Linked DNA regions of Homo sapiens: region 2 is linked to region 1. Evidence: read pairs that join two places in POLR2A ChIA-PET (ENCODE). Cell type or tissue: endothelial cell of umbilical vein. All regions are shown on one strand.

Region 1 (2,500 bases):
TTTTGTAGAGTCGGGGTTTTACCATGTTGCCCAGGATGATCTCAATCTCCTGGGCTCAAGCAATCTGCCTGCCTCAGCACACAAGATGATTCTGTGTGAGAAAATTAAACTGAAAATTTAGGTCAACAATTCCTTTATGAGTTTCCTTCCTTTAAAACATGTCAGAGCCCTTTCTGCTAGAATGTGATATACACATTTGGAGAAAAAAATAAATACTTCGAGTGCTACAAAACCACAATTAAAAGTAACAAGTCTCCTGGGGAAAAGAGAGTTAAGGTAGACTACTGAATATCAATGTAGCCAGGTGTGGCATTGCACACTTGTAGTCCCAGGTACCCAGGAGGCTAAATTAAGAGGGTCACTTGAGCCCAGAAGTTCGAGGCCAGCCCAAGCAACACAGTGAAGCCCCATCTCTAAAAATAAAAATAATTTTTTATATCAATATAACTCTGTAATCAAAGCCCTAACTAAAACGATAATAGGACCTTATAAAAATACTAGCACAGTTAAATGTCTGCTCCCATTTGCACCTAGCATTTCATCCTTTGAAGCCTAAAACCCTGGGGCTCTTGTTTCCTCATTTGAGATATGAATTCTTCAGGACATATGCTTCTAGTCAACACCAATTGCAATGAAGTTAAAAGTACAGTACCACTGTGGGAGGCCAAGGCAGGCGGATCACCTGAGGTCAGGAGTTCAAGACCAGCCTGGCCAACATGGTGAAACCTTGTCTCTACTAAAAATACAAAAATTAGCCAGGCGTGGTGGCAAGTGCTTGTAATTCAAGCTACTCAGGAGGCTGAGGCGGGAAAATTGCTTGAACCTGGGAGGCAGAGGTTGCAGTGAGCTGAGATCGTGCCACTGCACTCCAGCCTGGGCAACAAAGTGAGACTCTGTCTCAAAAAAAAAAAAAAAAAAAAAATTCAAAGAGAAATGTTTTTGCAGCCTCTTGGTCTGCAAACATCGTTATAGCTGACAGATTAATACTGTGGAATGTGAAACTGTTCTTGAAGCCACTCATTTTCATTAATAAGAGGACACTTCTGCAGGATTCTCAGTGTTTTCCTAATATCTTCATATAGTGCTAAAGCTTTCCCTTAGGTTGTGAGAAGTTTGTTTCTGATTATTTCAAAAAGTTAATATGCCGGGAAAGATTACGTCTGAACTAATGCTACTTCCCCATTGTATTGACCTCAGTCTCATAGTTACCAATCACATATCAATCAATTTGTATTACAGAAGCAACCACTATGACAAATAGACTATATTACTCTAAAGAATGGGATTTTATATTTCCTAGCAAATCCTCTGGTTTCACACTCCAAATCTGCCACAATCTAATCCAATCTTATTTCCCAGAATCTCCCTAAAGATTTCTATGTTCCAGTTAGCTTGAATCATATCCTGTTCCTATAAAACACAAATCAAGCTATCCTGCCTCTGGACTTTTCCCTTCACCTTCCTCTTAAACTTCCTTCACCACATGTGTCAAAAATCTATTAATTTTTGGCTGGGCACGGTGGCTCATGCCTGTAATCCCAGCACTTTGGGACGCCGAGGCAGGCAAATCACCTGAGGTCGGGAGTTCAAGACCAGCCTGACCAACTGGAGAAACCCCATCTCTACTAAAAATACAAAATTAGCCGGGCGTGGTGGTGCATGCCTGTAATCCCAGCTACTCGGGAGGCTGAGGCAGGAGAATCACTTGAACCCGGGAGGCGGAGGTTGCAGTGAGCCGAGATCGTGCCATTGTACTCCAGCCTGGGCAATAAGAGCAAAACTCCGTCTCAAAAAAAAATAATAATAATAATAAATATATATATATATAATTATATATCTACAGGCATTCATTTATATACTTATTTATCAAAAAAGCTCTAATAGGTGGGAACTATTATTACTCCCATTTTATGGAAAAAATGAGGCACAGATGAGTTAATTAACTCACAAGGTCATACAGCTAATATAGGCAGAGTGTGAATTTCAACCCAGGCAGTCTGGCTTCAATGTCACATGCTTAATCACCATGCTAATCTGTCTCTCAAAAGAATATCCTTAAAAATCCTTAAAAACACAATGTGAAAAACAACGTTGTGACCTTTGTGGGAGCAGTGCTGGGAAAACCTAAAGCTTTGCTTGACCCAAGAATCATCTTTCCCTGAAGAACTGTTCTTCATGTTTTACTTATTTTAAAAACAGATTCTGAATCTCCTTAGGTGGCATTTTAGGATTTAAAAAAAATAATAATAGTTGTATTTTTTGCTGTGTCTCTCGTGAATTAGGTCTTTCCTTTTATTCAAGTTACGAGTTTGAATTAACAAAAACTGAATATAATAATTATCTAGTCACACATCAAGGTAATAATAGAATCTGGAAAGTTAACTCAAATGTTAAAGTCTGTAAAGGGTAAAAAATAGCTAGGCTGCCAATATTTCACCTCAAACATTAACAGTTTTGGGTTTTTCCCTCTGCTCTTTCTGGAATAAAAAATACATATATT
Region 2 (2,500 bases), 130 kb after region 1:
CTATGGTAATTTTTTTTAACCACTTCCAGGATATCTTGCCCAACAATCAAAACAGGAAACCATCACACATACATGCGCGCACGTGTGCGTACACACACACACACACACACACACACACACACAAAGCAAACTTAATCTGTATAACTATGGGTATAAATCAGTAGCTAAGAAATCTGCCTCTGTGTATGAATGGAAATTTTATTTTTTGAGACATGTTCTCACTCTGTCACCCTGGCTAGAGTGCTGTGGCGTGACCATGGCTCACTGCAGCCTCAACCTGCTGGGCTCAGGTGATCTTCCCACCTCATCCCCCACCAAGTAGCTGGGACTACAGGCATGTGCCACCATGCCCAACTAATTTTTGTATTTTTTGTAGAGACAGAGGTTTCACCATATTGCTCAGGCTGGTCTTGAACTCCTGGGCTCAAGGAATCCACCCTCCTTGTCCTCACAAAGTGCTGGGATTATAGGCAGGAACCTCCGTGCCCAGCAGAATAGAAATTTTGACTTGGTTGAGACAGGGGAAGAGAGATTAGCTTTCTTTTAGGACTTTAAAATTTAAGGAAATTATATCTACTGAATACTAAGAGAAGCTTAAGAACTCTGCTTACTTTGTAATTTTACCAGAGGCTCTGATGCCTTTGGGGTCAGTGCCTCCCATTCTGTCTTGAGATGACTACATAATTTAGAATTTCACACCATCCTACTTTAGAGAGTAAATTATCAGCCTGTCCTGGTTTGGATGAGTCTACTGTTTCAGCCTGGTTCAGCCCAGTGTCTCCTCTTTAGGTCCGTATCTCTCTTATGAAAGAAGAGGGTGATAAAGGAAAGGAGAAGGCCATTCTTACTGACCTGATAGTGGAAGAAAAGTAGGTTAGTTCTCCTTCTTCCTATTGCCTGTCCTTATCACTCATCTCTTTCTTCTATATGGATATTTGTATATTTTCTCATTCATGAAAATCTGTAAACCTAGTAAATTTGCTGTTATTCCTTTAATGCAGACACATTTGACATCTTGGCATTTAAAGAGACTTTTGTGTCATTATTTTTCTGCCTAATGTGCTGGAATACTTACCATTTTTTTTTTAAATACAGTTGATGTTTATGGAGGCCTTATTAAGAATTAGAGTCAGTGTTTAAATTAATTGTCCTAGTTATGTCTAGAATAAGCACTAACAGATTAGAAACTAGTAGAAAACATTCTCCATCAATCAAAAATAAATTTAAAAGGCAAGAAAGGAGAGGAAATAAATGTTAAAGAGGTAGGATAAATAGAAAGCCCTACCAGCCTGAGCAACATAATGAAACCACAACTCTACCAAAAAAAAATATATATATATATCACCACGCATGGTGGCTTGCTTGTGGTCCCAGCTACTTGAGAAGCTGAGGCAAGAGGATCTCTTGAGCCCAGGAAATCAAATTTGCAGTGAGCTGTGAGCTCACCACTGCACTTCAGCCTGGGTGGCAGAATGAGAACCTGTCTCAAAAAACAAAAAAGCCCTATAGAAGGTGGTAGATTTAAAAATCAAGATATGGTATTAAGGCCGGGCGTGGTGGCTCACACCTGTAATCTCGGCACTTTGGGAGGCTGAGGTGGGCAGATTGGTTGAGGTTAGGAATTTGAGACCAGCCTGGCCAACATGACAAAACCCTGTCTCTACTAAAAATACAAAAAATTAGCAGGGCATGGTGGCGCACACTTGTAGTCCTAGCTACTCAGGAGGCTGAGGCAGGAGAATCGCTTGAACCTGGGAAGTGAAGGCTGCAGTGAGCCAAGATTGCACCACTGCATTCTAGCCTGGGCAACAGAGCAAAACTCCACCTCAAAAAAAAAAAAAAAAAAAAGATACGTTATTAAATCAACTTTAAGGGCTAGATGTGGTGGCTCACTCCTGTAATCCCAGCACTTTGGGAGGCCAAGTTGCATGGATCACTTGAGGTCAGGAGTTTGAGACCACCTTGGCCAACATGGTGAAACCCAATCTCTACTAAAAATACAAAAATTAGCCGGGTGTGGTGGTACCCACCTGTAATCCCAGCTACTTGGGAGGCTGAGGCAGGAATCGCTTGAACCCAGGAGGTGGAGGTTGCAGTGATCCGAGATCGCGGCACTGCACTCCAGCACGGGCAGTAGAGTGAGACTCTGTCTCAAAAAACAAAAAACAAAAATGGCTTGAAGAAATCACCATTCCTCTCCCCGGTAGAGAGAACAGTGTTGTATGGGAAAACACAAAAGGTAACAATTCAAGAAAGTGTTTAAAAATACTTGGACTACAAAGGTGAAGAAGTCCTTAGAATACCTTTATCAATTTATTTCGTTTAATTTCTTTATGTGTGCATAAAAATGATGTGAGAAAAATCTATGATATGCCTAAAAATACTTTCAGCAAACATAAGATAGAATTGTAAGTGAAAAAGCACGGTGGTGTAATTTAATTGGCAGCATTTTTTTCTATATAGTATACAATGGTGTGTCTTAATATCGATGGAATCTTTT

The links. ChIA-PET counts read pairs that join two places held together with the same protein. Peaks named below come from ENCODE experiments on the same cell type or tissue, not always from the same donor. Only the 100,000 strongest peaks of a DNase experiment are listed, where the experiment ranks them.
Region 2: POLR2A ChIA-PET joins it to region 1 with 7 read pairs; 2 of 35 experiments call an interaction of 5 or more read pairs at or near these places.

The regions. Positions count from the first base shown.
Region 1 is chr11:17,156,560-17,159,059 of GRCh38, forward strand. The region is part of intron 2 of PIK3C2A (phosphatidylinositol-4-phosphate 3-kinase catalytic subunit type 2 alpha); the gene reads right to left. Among named protein-coding and RNA genes, the nearest start is that of PIK3C2A, 50 kb to the right of the region's middle. In endothelial cell of umbilical vein, no CTCF peak of the experiment used is centred here; a DNase peak (open chromatin) is centred at 1,362; H3K27ac peaks cover 471 bases.
Region 2 is chr11:17,285,845-17,288,344 of GRCh38, forward strand. The region is part of intron 2 of NUCB2 (nucleobindin 2); the gene reads left to right. Among named protein-coding and RNA genes, the nearest start is that of NUCB2, 10 kb to the left of the region's middle. In endothelial cell of umbilical vein, no CTCF peak of the experiment used is centred here; no DNase peak of the experiment used is centred here.